Linked DNA regions of Homo sapiens: region 2 is linked to region 1. Evidence: read pairs that join two places in POLR2A ChIA-PET (ENCODE). Cell type or tissue: A673. All regions are shown on one strand. Links, peaks and the distances in the headings refer to the core of each region. The heading gives the core; the rest is flanking DNA.

Evidence for each region. ChIA-PET counts read pairs that join two places held together with the same protein. Peaks named below come from ENCODE experiments on the same cell type or tissue, not always from the same donor. Only the 100,000 strongest peaks of a DNase experiment are listed, where the experiment ranks them.
Region 2: POLR2A ChIA-PET joins it to region 1 with 6 read pairs; 2 of 35 experiments call an interaction of 5 or more read pairs at or near these places.

What each region holds. Positions count from the first base shown.
Region 1 is chr14:60,511,302-60,519,485 of GRCh38, reverse strand. SIX6 (SIX homeobox 6) reads right to left here. Exons shown (of 2, transcript NM_007374.3): 2 at 6,636-8,184. It also overlaps a transcript of C14orf39 not described here. Among named protein-coding and RNA genes, the nearest start is that of SIX6, 6.2 kb to the right of the region's middle. RefSeq lists a silencer at 4,235-4,404 and enhancers at 4,126-4,627, 7,701-8,184. In A673, for the core only: a CTCF peak has its summit at 4,274 (motif pointing right); DNase peaks (open chromatin) are centred at 4,335 and 4,605; H3K4me3 peaks cover 1,154 bases; H3K27me3 peaks cover 1,870 bases.
Region 2 is chr14:61,179,102-61,187,285 of GRCh38, reverse strand. No RefSeq gene overlaps it. Among named protein-coding and RNA genes, the nearest start is that of TMEM30B, 98 kb to the left of the region's middle. RefSeq lists an enhancer at 7,818-8,184. In A673, for the core only: no CTCF peak of the experiment used is centred there; a DNase peak (open chromatin) is centred at 3,705; H3K27ac peaks cover 3,228 bases.

The sequences.
Region 1 (8,184 bases), core at 1,436-6,435:
AATTATCTTTCTATTTGAGGTTGTATAATAAAATTATTGTCACACAAAGGAGCAATCAAAGAACATACAGAAAAACAGTAGGGAAAAAACAATTCTAGAGGTATGTAAGACAGTTAATGAAATGATTTTATTACTTGCCTGGATTTTGTGGTTTGTTGTATTTGCCAGGTTAAAAAAATTGTAATTGATGTTATTTTTTGTACCCAATTTTGTACTCATAATTTTATATCTTTAATCTTAAAGAGTGCCCCACCCCTCCAAATAGTGTAAGCTTCAAACCCTACAAAATCTGGATTCTTTCCTGGTCCTGTGACTTTGAGCAAGTAATGAGCCCCAGTTCCCTCATCCGGAAGATGGGAATCCCACTATCTGCTGATTTACCTCACAGGGTTCTTGTGAGGAAGTGAAATAGTGCAAGTGAAATATTTTATTATTAGCTATAAAAAGAGCCATGCGAGTGTAATTGAAGTGAGATCACTACTTTCTCCTCAAAGAAATGAACCTTGCATTTTCCCCAAAAGGTTATGTTACATTTTCAGTGATCATACTTTATATGTGGGGTTATCCTGACTTGCATGATGGGCCAGGATCCCTTTGGAGAGCTTCACATAGTTGACAAGCAGCCTTAAGCAGAGTAAAGAAGCAAGGAAAGGATGATGGTATGTGAGCACAAGCTCCTCCATTGCCATTGCTGGAAAACCAACATATTGGGTCCTACCTACTGGGGGTGGTGAGTGGAAGCTGCTTCTAGTACTAAGGAAAGCATTTAGCATTTAAATTCAATATTACAAATATGTACATTACATCTATTAAAAACAACTTTTAAGCTTATTTCTTTGCCTTAGCATTTAACCAGGCAAAATGGGGAAAGGGAAGTTCCATTCACTGAACCCCTATTATATGTGAGGGTCTGTGCTAGGTGCTTTACATGCATTAACCAAATAACACTCACAATATTCCTGGATATTATCAACCCATTTTGCAGAAGTAAAAACTAAGGCTCAGAGAGTTGAGTGACTTCTGAAATTCACAGCGATTAGGTATTTCAAGCCAGGTTTGTCTGATCCCACCTTCTCAGGTGCCAGCCCATTGTCCACAGACTGTTTCCAGTATAGTTTTCTTTTTCCCACTTGCTTTCTATTTTAAATGGACAAATCCAGTTCATACAGTTACAAGTATCTGCAAAAATAATTTCTTTAGATAAGATATACATGCGTAGGTCTTCAGTTCAAATACGTAATTTACCAGGAATTTATAGAAAGTCAGGAGTATACCCAATGCCATGGAAAATGCTTTAAGTGGTGATTAATTTAAATGGGCAAATCTTTTATAGGAATCTTAAATATCTGAAAATGTTCGAAATGCATAATAATTTTTTGCCCACCAGACTCTTCATGTGCCAAATTAATGTGCCCTCTCAAGTGTTCGATTTCGTGCTAGAAAATTTAAGACTAATCTCTTCAGTGAGAAAAACAAACAGTAACTCAGTATTCTCAGGTTGCAGATTGGCAGTGCCAGGCTAGAATGAATTTCCAAGAGGAAGCCTTATACGTATTTTATCAGAATTCGAAATTATACACAGTTCACTTGCTTCTGCCCATTAAATTTTAAAATAGAGATGAGTTTGCTATCCAGTATTTTCACACAGCCCTTGCGATTTAAGATTTTAATGGCCGGGTGCGGGTGGCTCACGCCTGTAATCCCAGCACTTTGGGAGGCCGATGCGGGCTGATCACGATGTCAGGAGATCCAGACTATCCTGGCTAATACGGTGAAACCCCGTCTCTACTAAAAATACACAAAATTAGTCGGGCGGGGTGGCGGGCGCCTGTAGTCCCAGCTACTCGGGAGGCTGAGGCAGGAGAATGGCGTGAACCTGGGAGGCAGAGCTTGCAGTGAGTCCAGATCCCGCCACTGCACTCCAGCCTGGGCGACAGAGCGAGACTCCGTCTCAAAAAAAAAAAATATTTTAATGAAAACTGTTTATCCCCCCTAGGTGAGCCTAAGCATGGTGGTGGGATGCCAATCTATTATCTTAGAATTGGAGACCTTGTCTGGGTTTGTGATTTTTTTGTTTTTGTGGTTTACTTTATCATGTGTAGGTCAGGACTGGAGTGAGGTGGGGAAGCCAGAGGAGAGAAAAGGTGGGAGGGAGGAGAAAGGAAAGGGTTATTGTCTTAGTCCATTCCTGCTGCTATAAAGGAAATACTTTGGACTGGGTAATTTATACATTTCTCACAGTTCTGGAGGCCGGGAAGTGCAAGATCAAAGCCTGGTTAGGTTCTGTGTCTGGTAAAGGCTGGTTCTCTCTGCTTCTAAGATGGTGTCTTTTTCCTGCACCTTCACGTGGCAGAAGGACAGAAGGGCAAAAAGGAAATAATAGACTTCCTCAAGCCCTTTTATAAAAGCACTAATTCCATTCATGGGGCAGTGAATCACCTCCTAAAGGTCCCACTTCTTAATACTACTGCATTGGGGATTAAGTTTCAACATGAATTTTGGAGGGATATGAACATTAAACCATAGCAGTTATCTTTGAAGCAGAATAGAAATTCTTATGTTGTAGGGTTCAGAGAGTATAATACCTAGAATTTTCAAAATCCAAGAGGATTACTCTTACCTTTTTGGGAAAATGTGTTGTGTGAGAAGATAATTTTCATGGTATGAACCCAAAGTCATAGCACTCTAAAAAAACCGCATGCCTAGAGGGAGACAGCACTCTATGGAATCATCCCAGAGAACCCGACAAGTAGGTAACAGCCAGTAACTTACTGAGCTGGGAGGATTACAGTGAACTTTGGGTCCAGCCAATATAAGTCATCTCTTCTCTTCAAATGATTCCCGAGCTAGCAGAGGTCCCCCACTAACGTAAGAGCAGACAGATTTCAAGGAAGATGCATGAATTCATTCAGCTTTAAAACATTTATTGAGCACCTACTACTTGGGCTAGGTGCTGGGAATACAAAGATGGGTAAGAGTTGGTCCTTGCCTTTAAATAAAGAGCTTACATTCTAGCAAAGGCTGAAGGGGGAAGTCAGACAGACAAATAAATGAGCAAAAGTGTTAGAGCGCTAAAACAGACGTTTAGATAAGGTGCGGTGGGAGCATTAAAAAAGGTGGTGGCACATTATCTGTGTGGAGCTCACTGGCTCACGGAAAACTTAGTGGAGGTGGGGTAGGCTTTGTGGAATGACAGGGTAGCAGTTGAGGTAGGGGGCGGCGTTCCAGGCAGAGCAAACCACAGGGCAAGCGGAAACAGCATGAGCGGGCAGGGAGGCGTGAAACTGCTTGTTCAGCTCTGGGATCGCCCTCACACCCCTTTGTCTCCAGACAAGGAGGTGAAAACGGGAAGAAAACCAGTTCGTTCCCTCGCGGTAGGGCACGTCTGAAGAAGTTTGGGAATATAAATCCTAGCAAAGAGAGCTGCAAGGAAGGATCTAGCCAGAGGAGATTTGTAAGAGCTTACAATGGGAAATAAAGTTTCCCATTGTAAACCTTGCTTGGAAACCCCGCAAGGTTTCCGAAAGAAGGCGGCCCAGGTGGCCTGCCAGGGCTCAAATGTGCTATCGCGAACATGCGGTCCTTGAAGGACCCCGCTCCCTCTCCCCGCCTCGAAGGCTAACCCCGGCGGACCTGTCGGGCGCGGAAAGCCCCCTTTAGGTCCCGCTCCCTGGTCTCGGACCTCTCCCCTCTTCCCGCCCCTCTCGGCGACTCGCTCGGCGCGGCCTAGGACCGGTGGCGACAACTGCTGTTGCACCGGCAGGCCCAGGCCAGACACGCGTAGGCCCAGGCCCGACGCGGGCGGCAGCCTCTCGCGCAGGCCCAGACCGCGGCGCGCGCCGCATCCACGGGCTCGAGGCTCTGCAACCGCTGCGACTTCAGGCGCCCGAGGGTGGGCGGGCGCGCGCCTCCGCAGCTGCAGGGGCGCGCGCTTGTGGGCTCATTCTCCCACCTAGGTTTAAATTGAACCCCGTCTCGGTCCCCCGGTTTTGAGAGGTTTCTCTCCTCGAGCCGCTGAGTCACGCAGCCCAACAGTAGGAGTGGCTCGAGGCCTACACGTCCGCGAGTTCGCGGGGCGCTGGATGGAAAAGGTGGGTGCGCGAAAAGGGGGGCTCTCCTTCCTCGGGGACCCAGATCTGTGGCCTCCGTGGGGAGATCTGGGCCCCCGAGTAAGGACTCACCTTCCCGGGTACTGTGGGCCCAGTCTGGGCTTCTCTTTGGGAGCGGACCGTGGCTTGGGGCGCCTCCCCGAGGGGACCCACGCGCCCGCCGCTCCAGCCGCCATTTCCCAGCAGGCCTCCAGGGGGCCTCCCCGCCGCTGCCTTCCCGTCGGCGGCGCCGGGCACGGGGGTAGCCGCGCGGCGCAGGCAGGGACACGCCTCGGCGCCCGGGCCAGCGCGCGGACAATGACCCCTTCTCCCCTCGCCGCCGCCTCCTCCCCGACACCGCCCCCTCGCAGCTCACAGGCAAACCTATTAGCCATTCAGGCCGACAAAACCCCGCGGCCCCGCGCATTGTCCCGCCGAGCGCCCGGCCGCCGTCATTAGCCCTGATTACGCAGAGCCGCCTGACAGCCCCGCCGGCCGCTCCACAGACCCCCCATTCACGGCCGCCCCCGGGCTCCGCCTCACAAAAGGAGCGGAAATCGTCCGCGCTCTCGCGTCCCCGTTGAATAGAGCGAAAAGCTGCTTCTCCTCTCCTCCCGCCCCATTCACATTCTCTTTGGATACAATATTTTTTTCCTTTTTGTTAAAATTAGGGAGAGGGAACGAGGTCAAGGAAGACTTTGCTTGAGCTCTTTGCCTGTCATTTGTTTAATGTAAACAAAGAGCAAGCCCTCCCCACCCCCATCGTCTTCTCCCCTCCCTCCCAGATTTTTTATAAACAAACTGGCGAAGGGAAAGGAGGGAGTGACGGGTGGAAGTGGAGTGGGTCATTAAAGTGGAGGCGAGAGGAACTGCGGCATTTGGGGAGCAGGGGCCGTCGTTTTTTTTGGTGAAACTGGAGTGTGGTTGAAATGTTTATAAGCCGGAAAAGAGCCTGACCTGGGGCTTGGGGTAAAATCTTCACATTGGTCAGGTCCGTTGAAATATTTAATATAAAAATGCTCTTTCCACTCTGCTGGAGTAGCTGCTTTTTGGGAAATTGTGACAGAAGAATTGCAGGAAAAGAAAGGAAGGAAACCCATTATATAGAGATTTTGCCAAATTCAGAAACCTTCAGCCTTGCCATTACCTGGACTTTTTTTCCCCCCAAAACCCTGAAGACCAGAATGAAGCTGATATGGAAAAAGTCTTAAAAAGAAACCCTTTAAATGTCCTTGGGAAGATTGGAAAGATTAAAATAAAATAAATCTCTGTGAAGATCTGGACTAATTTCCAATATGTGGTCACCAAAGAATTGGTTATTCACAGAGGCAATTAGGTGCCATCACATTACAGATAAACATTTAAAAAAATCTTACAAGTAATGTGTCACCCCCTTAAGATTCTAAAGTGAAATTAAATAAATAAATATCCAGATTGTTGAAACAGAATAGCTACTTTAAAATGTAGGCAGCTTGTTAATTTAAGTAAATGGTAGCTGTAGTTTAAAGGCTTTTGTCAAAGCAGGAATTAAAAATGCTCCATCACTGTTTGGTCTTCTCTTTTTGTCCAAGCAATAAACTGTCACTTAAAAATTATTTTGTAAAGAGAAAGCTTAGTTTCTTAGTTACCCTATTTTCTTGACACTGCGGAATGGACATTTTCTTCTGCTTTTAGGTATCATTTGAAGGGGTGGGTGGAGTGGGATTTTTAGAATCTCAAATTCTTTTACATTATTCCACTAATTAGTTATTTCCCATCCCTCTAGGACTTGGAAGCATAAACTTAAGAGAAAATTTGCCAACAAACTTCTCCAAACACTGGTTCTGGACAGCCCCATAGCTAAGGGTGGGGTGGGGCTGGGGAACAAGAGTGGATATCCGTGGCTACTCCTTGTCAGATTAAGGACTAGGATGAGGCAAAGGAGGCACTTAGAGTGCAAAATTTAAGGAGGCACTCAATCTCATGTGCCTTGCACTTGCTGCACTTGCATAACCTTGACCGTGAGTCCCCTCCTGGCCTCACTCTAGTCCTCGCCAGCCCCTCGTTAGCATTCTAGGAACTACCTGGGGCTCTAGGAAACAAAATTAAGTACTGAGGAAGCTCTACAATGGGAGCCTTTCAGGACCCACAGGAGGGCTTTTGCTTGCTTTTGGAAAGAACACCAGTTTTATCACGAAAACTTACCCACTCCTTCCATGTAAAGCTCTTGTGCAAGAGAGTTTTGATTTTCAAGAATTCTCTGGATAAGGGCCACCATACACAAGGACAACATTTATAAAGCCCAAATGAGCCAAATCTATTCAAGCGATTTAGAAACCAAAAATCAACCCTTACTCTGTCCTGGGCTTCCATTGTCTATCTTGCCGTTTGGCTGCTTTTTGTCTTCCATGACTTCACTTATTTTTGTTTGGTTTGCACTTTGGCACTTCTGCCTAAAGAAGTTAGCAGGCTTCTGATCCAAAGAACATCTTCTAAGGACAGAAAGGCAAATGGAAAAGGCTGTAATTGGGGGATGGGGACAGTAAAGAGGGAAGTCAGCTCAAGTGATTTAAAGATCAATGTCAAATTTTATAATATGCAATCTGTTTCACTAGGAACAAAATTAGAGACTCTGGCTAGCATTTATTTTCTTAGTGCAAAGATGGTAGATGTTTTTGCGTTGTATATGCATGCATTTGTTCATGTATAGGTGCATACATGCATGTGCACGAGGAAAAATTAAATGCTAAAAATATTTTATGTTTTAATCGAGGCCATTACCAGGACAATGAGGCCCTTGATGACTTGTTCTATGCTTAATTCGGAGATTAGGTTTTTAAAATGCCAGTTATTTCTACAGCCTTGTTTTACCCTCAGTATGTGACATGATTACATCCTTTCCCCCATCTCAGTATCCCTCTTGTTAAAAACCATTCATTTGATTAAAACCAAATTCTGCAGCAAGAAGATGTTAGTCTAATTATTTACAACCTCTTCTATCATCTTTTGTCTTATTTTAATAATAGCTCAATCCTAAATGCAGTATATGCTCACTCTAGCATGATCATGGGTGCCTGCTGCTTTTGTATTGGAGGGGGCCTTGAAGGAGACAGAAAGCCTTTCTTGCTGCAGAGCCTGAGTCAGGATAGTTTTGCATTTTTAGAAAATAGGACTCACTTATTGAGTCCCATAGTTTGGCTTCCTAAATTGCTCCTGAAAGCTGTTGACACTTCATGTAAACGAGTGTCAAGTGGACAAGCCATAATTACCTGTGCTGGGGATGCGGGGACTTGCCTTAGAGAGGACGCTCACATGTTGCCAATTTCTAGCCTTAAATATATCACGTGTATGCATACATACATATGTTTGTATAGGTACATACATATGTTTGTATAGGTACATACATATATGCACATACGTGTAATTTGACGTGGGAGGTGGTTATAGACCTACCATAGGTTGTTTAAAACATATACCAGGAAGCACCAAAGAAGGCAAAAGATATATAGGTAAGACCTTCCGGAGACCATTTGCTCAAGGGTCCCTGCATGCCTGGTGAAGGGAATGATATTAATAATAATAAGAAGAAAAGGAATCTGAGAGCAGCTCCCTTAATTAAGAAGGTTGCCCACTAGGTTGTTTTATTGTTTGGCTTCTCCACACAGAACCCATCACCACCAGCCTGCATGTTTAGAAACAGCAAGTTCCCCAAGCTACAGAGAAACCTACCATGGCGGTCTCTTAAATAAGTAAATAAACAGCATATATATGTTTTGTTAAAAAAAAACTTTAAAGCGAAAGTTATACATATGTAACAGCGTCCTTTCGACGTGAAATACCCATGGGAGAATCTGGGCAGGCGCTCAGCTTGCAGTTCGGGTTCCGAAGGAGACTTTGCAGCAAAATCCTTAGGAAAAAGCAAAGCAAGAAGAACGTGGTGCTGGGTCAGGCCTCACCGCTGGTTCCCGTGGTCGCGGCCAAAGGGCGCCAGTGAAGCCAGGCCGGCCGCGGGGTGGGGCGGGAAACGGCAACCCGAGCCCGCGGGTCCCTGGTCACCTGGCTTCTGTGGCGCTGGATTTGCAGGTCTCTCATCTTCTTCCCCTCTTTCATTTTGTTT
Region 2 (8,184 bases), core at 1,656-6,655, 670 kb before region 1:
TTTCACTTATTAAACATATTAATCTGAAGTTAACAATTTGTGCTTGTTTCACTAAATGGCTTGAAGAGAAGAATGCAAGGAAGAAGAATTTGATTTGATGGGAAGGCTTAACCCCGATGGACTAAGCGGCCTTCATATTCTGACTTTAAAATAACTGGAAATGGAGGGACTATTCACAGAAGTGGAGAGTCAAAGGGTAAACCTAACTGGAGTTAAAGAAACACAAACAAAACCCATCCCCTTCTTGGCCCCAACCTGCCATGTGACTCTAAGGACATTGCTTACTGCAGTGACAGCATTTTAAACAGCTGCCCAGAGGGGTTTTAAATAGACTTGATGTAATTCAATGATTTATAGAGCATGGGTTACCAAAATATTAAAGTTCTGAAATATCCCTAAACCAAGACCATGGCCCTGCCATTACCCACTCTGAACCGAATCATTCTCTGCTGTTGGAGTGTGGTGCATGTGGCTTCTTCAGAAAACTGCGGCTGCTCTAAATGAATGGCCAGAAAAAGATAAATAGCCTCTGATGCATAGATGTGACCTTCCATATGAAAACACACTCTCCCGGTCTTCGGCAACTCAGTCCGTGGAAAGCACCAATCTTCAGAAAACAAGCCAGACAGTTATTTTTTAATTGCTTATCAAATCTAAGTATTCAAGGAAATTGCAGTGGGGTGGGGTGGGGGTGGGAATACACAAAATAATGAATCTGGGTAATGAAGTGACCCTGGACCTCTACTCTATAAAATAAACCACAATTATGCAAACATTTTACAGCCTTAATCAGTAGCCCCTTCAAATGCAATGGTCTAAAAGTGCACACTAGTCTGGAATTGGAGATCATTGCCAACCTTCCATTACATTCTTTTCATTATGTTGGAGCAACTCTCCTTTTTGTAATCCTTATATATCCCCTGGCCTCAAAGAGAACACCCTGAACCAAAGACAGGTCTCAGAGAATTCTGACAGTTTTGTTTATGTCAAAAATAATGAAAGATGACAAGCTATCACATTTAGGCTTGTAACATGATAATTTGCTTCAGGACTCCCTGCTAAGATTAATTTGGAGACAGGGAAGAAGAAGGAAAAAGAGGAGGATGACAAAGAGGAGAAGGAAGTGGGGGTGGAGAAGGAGAAAAAAAAGAAGAGAAGCTATCAGATGCTCTCCTGGAAAGTAAGGGAGAGGGACTGGCAACTTGGTAGGTGATTTTTACTTAGCCAAGGGGCAGGAGAAAATCGAGTAAATCTGTGTGTGTGGGTTTTCATCTCATATTCTTTATATTCTAAAGGCATATTTGGCTGAGGTGCATTACAGTGAGAAAAAATAGAACCTGTTGGTGATAATGCCTCAGGTATGGAAGATGTGGTGAGAAAAACTACCCTCTACTGTATGCTCAATGTCACCACCACCACCACCACCACTACTGCCACTATCACCACTACCTCCACCACCACCACCACTACCACCACTATCATCACTACCTTCACCACTACCACCACCAACACCAACCACTACCAATAACATCACCACCACAACCAGCACTACCAACAAAAACACCACTGCCACCAACACCAGCAACATCACTACCATTATTATTGCCGTTATTACCACCACCACTACCTCCATCATCACTACCATTTCTACTATCACCAGTACTACCATTACTACCGTTACCACCACTACCACCACCCCAAATAAGGAAACATAATTTCTCTGGGTTAAACTTGTATACCCAAAGTAGTTACTTGCTTTCTTTCTCTCAATCCAAACCAATCAGACTGTAGACTTCAACTTTTCTATTTTGCAGGGATTTCTTCTCATTCTCAAGCTAAGGTCCTGACACACCAAAGGGAAACTGAGTCTCGAGGAGAGGGATTCTTTTGTGAAATGGTCCTTGGTGCTGGGGTTGGTAGTAGGAAGAAGCCAAGATAATATGGCAAGCAAGCAACTTCTCTCTTAGATGGACTTGGGGGAAGTCATACGAGATTTTCTGCCAACAGACCTGGGTACAGAAGACAAAAGCACTTAAAACTTTTAGCTTCAAGTAGAAACCAGCACACACAGACCTTTTTTTGAAACAAAAAAGGCTTCCACCTTCACCAGCCAGCCTTAGATGGGATGGAAAGAAAGTTTCATATAAAAGGTTAATTTCTATCTATTGGTGGTAGCTTCCTGGGACACTGTACTGAAAGTTTTCTTAGGGCTCAACCAAAGAAAGGAATACAAAGACCACATATGCACACACACACACACACATACACACACACACAGTAATCAGTTGTTCCTGCATGCCCATGAGGGAATGGGAGAAAAATGAAGACCTTTCCACCAATTATTTTTCATCTCCAACCCCCTACTCTCTCTCCCAGGTAGCCGTGTGTCTGATAATTCCACATTTCCACATGATCACTTCCTAATGTGCTAGCATCAGAGGCTTAATACCATCTTCTGAGAACCAAGAAATGCATTGCTAATACATTGGTTATTGGTTCACCTGACTAAACCATACAAAACGAGAGGTGACTTGAGTCAAAGCCTTGAACGCCAGCAGGATTGGAGCAGGGGTCAGTGCTTGCCTCATAATCATGATGCCACTCACTGAGCACTTACCAGGTACACTTACTGCTAAAGGCGTCCTTACTGCTAAAGGCAGAGAGGAAAACCCCAGTTCTTTACTCATATTCTTGAGGACAACCCCAGAACACAAGTGTTTTCTCTGTTTTATAGACGAGGAATGTGAGCATCAGAAACTTTATCAACTTTCCCAGAATCATGCAGATGTTAAGGGAGAGAGTTGGGATTTGAACCCATTCCATCTGGTACCAAAGCTCTTAACCACTAAGCCAAACTGTCTGAAAAAAATGACTCAGATAACTAGTCACACCCCCACCTTAATCATGTCACTCTAGGAAAAAACTTCTAAGTTGCTAACAGAGTTGTGTTTTCTTTAGGTTTGGGTAAAGGGTTAAAAATGCAAGGCCCTGTCCAAACCACACTAGTGACTTTTCCCTTTTGTTGCATTCCAAGCACACATGTACTTTCCGCCTGCTCCAGGGGTTGTAACATCCTTGCAGAGGCTGCGGCTTATGACCTATCATCACCTTCAAGATCAGCCTGGAAAGTAAGAAAAATATTATGTGAGAGGTTTTCTCTCCCAAAGCCAGTCTTAGGGAACTAGCCATTTTCAGAGGAAAAGCAGGATTGTGGAAGAGCCAATACACAGTGGGTTTATTTTAGCCCCATGTGATGCAATAATAATAATAATTATTATTATTTTATATATATGTATATGTATACATATATATATATAAAGTGTTGCTTAAGAAAAGACTGTCGAGAATTAAGAGTCGGCTGGCTAGGGTTTTAAGAACTGGTATGCAGCAAAACAGCCAGAAATAGTTCTTTAGGGGAAAAGAAATCTCAAAAGAAAAGAAAGCTCCCTAGGTTTGGGCAAGGGCAATAAAGCATATGAAGGTGTGTGCACAGTGCCAAAAGCAAAAGAATCTTCTACTAAAACCACAACTCCAGTCATATGTTATTACTTACACTATAGTTGACAATGACTGGCACAGGGCATGAAACGATAAGTCTGGTGGATTTGGCATCGCTCTATGTTAACAGGAAACTGTGTTCTTTTGATTCCATTGATTGGTTTCCTGTTGAAGGCCATTCATGGCAGAGCAGAGAGTATACAAGACTATCGTCCAATTTCCATTTTTCCCGGTGCCTCTTGCTTCTGGCAGGGGAAGCTGGCAGCCTTTATTTGAGGTGATCAGGGCCCAGTCGGGGGCAAATAATGCCTGCAAGGCTGGTTGTAAATGTTGCATTTAGCAGATTAGGTTAGGGAAGGAAGAAGCCATTGAAATGCAAAAGCATACACATGTACAAACAACCACAGATGAAGCTCCATTTGTTTGGTGGCAAACGTATAAACTTGATTCATTCACTGCCATCAAATCAAGGGGCCAAGACACAATGTAGCAGCTCTGCCTCCCAAGGAGAACTTTGGAAATGTTTCAAAGGGGTAGACTGGCACATGGGAGAGGAAGAATGAGAATAGTTGGAGTTTGGCTGAGCTTTGGGTTTCCTTCCTTCATGGTTTCAAAGCCACAGCATCTTGATAAGTGTCTGAAAACTTGGTGGAGGATAGGATGGGTGGGCTTGAGTCTGAGAAAACCCACAGTGATTTGCTGGTGTCACCTGCCTGGGGATGTCCACATGCAGGCTTGGTATTCTCAATAACATCATGGACAGAATTTTATATTTGATGTATATCATGCATACTTGTCATTGATTTGATTTCAGGATGGGATTGGGGATATTTTTGTTTTGGCCTTCTGTTATTTTAATATCATTTCTGAAATAAAACAATTATTTAAAAATGACAAAGAAATGCAATTCATGTTGATAATGGGCTTCCGCTGGTCCCTGGTAAGGCTAGACCACCACTTCTGGGACATTTTCGTCCTAGGCATTCCCCTCTGTCTCTCAGCAATCACCAGGCTGCCAGCCAGGGTACAGATTCTCTGTTTCTTTAACCAGAGACATGATGGGCTCAGAGGTTCACCCTGAATGTCTCTCATAACACCCCTCACTGATTTAAGCCAGCAGCACATCACATGCTCTGTCTCCTTTTTCAAGAAAAAGTAATAGTAACAACAATAATAGTAATTTATCTCATTTCCAGGTAAGGAACTGTAGAGCACACAGCATATACGGGAGTACATTATGGGTATTTACTCAATCACAGATTCTGCTGGGTCTGGCTTAATTCATATTGTTGGATGGCCACCAAGCTAAGAGACCCTTTTTAGCCCTGACCTATGAAACACAAATCCCTTTTCTTGGAGCTATAAGTACAACATCTACATTTCTCCTACACACACACACACACACACACACACACACACACACACACACACGTCAAAATCATATTCTCTGCAACCAACAAAGCTTTGATCTGCCACTTCTGATTGGCTTTGGTGGGTGGCCTGAAGCCAGACAGATAGAAAGAAGCCTTAGGGGCCGAGCACGGTGGCTCACGCTGTAATCTCAGCACTTTGGGAGGCTGAGGCAGGCGGATTACCTCAAGTCAGGAGTTCAAGACCAGCTTGGTCAACATGGTGAAACCCCGTCTCTACTAAAAATACAAAAATTAGCCGGGTGTGGTGGCGCACACCTATAATCCCAGCTACTCGGGAGGCTGAGGCAGGAGAATTGCTTGAAGCCAGAGGGCGGAGGTTGCAGTGAGCCAAGATCACACCACTGCACTTCAGCCTGGGTGACAGAGTGAGACTCTGTCTCAACAAAAAAAAAAAAAAGAAAGAAAGAAAAGAAAGAAAGAAAGAAACAGGCTTCAGAAGGAGTAGCTGAGGCCTTTCCAGCAGGATGAGGCTTCTTGGGAATGTGTAGGAACAGGAGGCAGAATCTGAGCTGAGCTCCCCTCCCGTCTCTTATTGAGTGGGGGATTGGGTGCTGGGAGTAAGAGCAGAACTCTGAGAACCAAGCAAGAGGGATGACAGTGATTAAGAAGAGAGTTGCGGCCAGGTGCGTTGGCTCACGCTTGTAATCCCAGCACTTTGGGAGGCCGAGGCAGGCAGATCAGGAGGTCAGGAGTTTGAGACAAGCCTGACCAACACGGTGAAACCCTGTCTTTACTAAAAACACAAAAATTAGCTGGGCGTGGTGGCGCACACCTGTAATCCCAGCTACTCAGGAGGCTGAGGCAGGAGAATCACTTGAACCCATGAGACGGAGGTTTCAGTGAGCTGAGACCGTGCCACCACACTCCAGCCTGGTGATAGAGTGAGACTCCGTCTCAAAAAAAAAAAAAAAAAAAAAAAAAAAAAAGAAGAGAGTTGCTGGGGAGAGTCTGGTCGAGCTGCACCTTGGTGGTCCCTGGAGATTATCAGGAAGCGCTGGGCTGGTTCCAACTCTCTCTTTGGTTAGCGTTACCCACTCTCACCTGCTGCTGGCTCTTCTGGCTCCAGCCTCAGCCAGCCTTTAGCTGAAGACTTCCCATGGCTGTCTCTCTCCTTCCACTTTTCCTTTTCTTCCCTTCCCCTCCATTCCTACCTTTCCTCTCTCTCTCTCTATCTCTCTTTCTCTATCTCTCCCTCCCTCTCTCGTTATTGTCATGTTTTGTTATCGGCTTTTTTTTTTGAGACGTCGTCTCGCTCTCGCTCTATCGCCCAGGCTGGAGTGCAGTGGCACGATCTCGGCTCACTGCAAGCTCTGCCTCCTGTGTTCAAGCCATTCTCCTGCCTCAGCCTCCTGAGTAGCTGGGACTACAGGCGCCTGCCACCACGCCCGGCTAATTTTTTTTTTTTTTTTTTTTTGTATTTTTAGTAGAGACGGGGTTTCACCGTGGTCTCAATCTCCTGACCTCGTGATCCGCCCGCCTCGGCCTCCCAAAGTTGTTACTGGCTTTAATAAAGACTTCACTCTGAGGCTACCTGTCCTGGATGAATTGCTGTGTAGCAGTTCCTGGGAGGTCAGTTGGGAGGACAGAGCCTTGAAGGGTGGTCCAGAAGGTAGGGTCAAGACAGCAGGCAGATGGCCAGAGAGGGTGTGTGGCCCAAGGGTGTTGGGGAGTTCTGCCCTGGGTTTAGAAAATACAGGCTCCAGTCAGGCAAAACTGCCTTCCTCTCAGCAGCAGGGTAGCCAGGCAGCCTTCAGCTCTTCCTCTAGACCAAGTTTGTCCAACCCGCAGCCTGACACAAACTCATAAACTTTCTTAAAACATTATGAGATTATTTTTAAGGTTTTTTTTTTTTTCTCATCAGCTATCGTTAGTGTATTTTATCTGCGGCCCAAGACGAATCTTCTTCCAGTGTGGCCCAGGGAAGCCAAAAGATTGGACACCCCTGCACCCTCCCAGCCCTCCTTGAATCCGGGTCACTCAGGTTCTGGAAGCATCTCAGTCCTTGTCCTTCACTCTGGCTTCTTGGAGGTTTGGGAGATGCTGGGGTCCCAGCCGCTCACTGCAGCTCTTGATGTTGGTCCAGTTGATCTCGTCTTTTCGGGTGCCCACCTTCTCTCTAGCCATGCCTGTTCCCATCCTGGTTGAGTCCTTCCCTGGGTCTCTTGATGTTCTGTTTTCCATCTACCCAGCTTATAGGACTCCCTCCGGGGGCCAGTGAGTGGCAAGCCCAGATGGGAACCCAGATCTTTGATAACTGATGCTTGGCGCATTGTACTCCTCAATATTGCTTTCCTTTGCTTTGCAAATTCCTGCCTGTTGGCCACAAATAATGCTTTGTAAGACATAGCCTGAGATTTATTATTCCAAGTCAAGCAGAAGTCATGCTAATCTGGTGAAAAGTGTTTTCTGTTTGTTTTGTTTTTCTGTTGGTGGTTTAAGATCCTACTGGAAGGCTGGACACAGTGGCTCATGCTTATAATCTTGGCACTTTGGGAGGCCAAGGTGGGAGGATCGCTTGAAGCCAGGAGTTTGAGACCAGCCTGGGCAACAAAGTGAGACCCTGTCTGAAAAAAAAAAAAATTAAAATCTTACTGGACTTGGGACATTGCTTTCTTGTTTTCAGACACACTTCTGGAGTTCATGGTTTAACTGACATCTTCTACATTTGCATTAAGAAGGCTTTTACTTGGATGAGGCTTAGAACATACATAATAGGGGGATCAGGGACACCCTCTATTTTTCCCCTTCCAAGCAGGCCCACACCCCTGCCTATTCTTCCAGGAAAGGGGAGAGTCAGGACTCCAAGACAACCCTTTGAACTGCTGAAGTCCAGTGCCACTGACGAGTCACATTCCTTTGTCCTCCCCCCTGGTGCAGCAAAGTGTGCATGTTCTCACCATCCTGGATCTGTTGCATTTCTGTTAATAAGTCAAAAGGGTCGAATTAAAATGTACCATTTGATTGGCCATTCCTTTGTTGTCTTTCTCTTCCACTGAGATAAATGCCACCAGGGCAGGACTTTACATTGTTCCCCCACTACATCTCCCGTGCCTAGAATCTGGAAGACCAAAGGTGCTCAACAAATACTTGTGAAATAAATGCGTGAGTGATGGCCCCAACTCTTACATTCTAAATTTCTGTCGTTACAAGAGACAAAAGGGCAGAGTCCATTTCGGCTGCCCCCATCCCTTCATCCCCAGAGTTATGAAACTACAAATCCTGAGACCTCAATTCTCCTCATTCCACTCGGAGA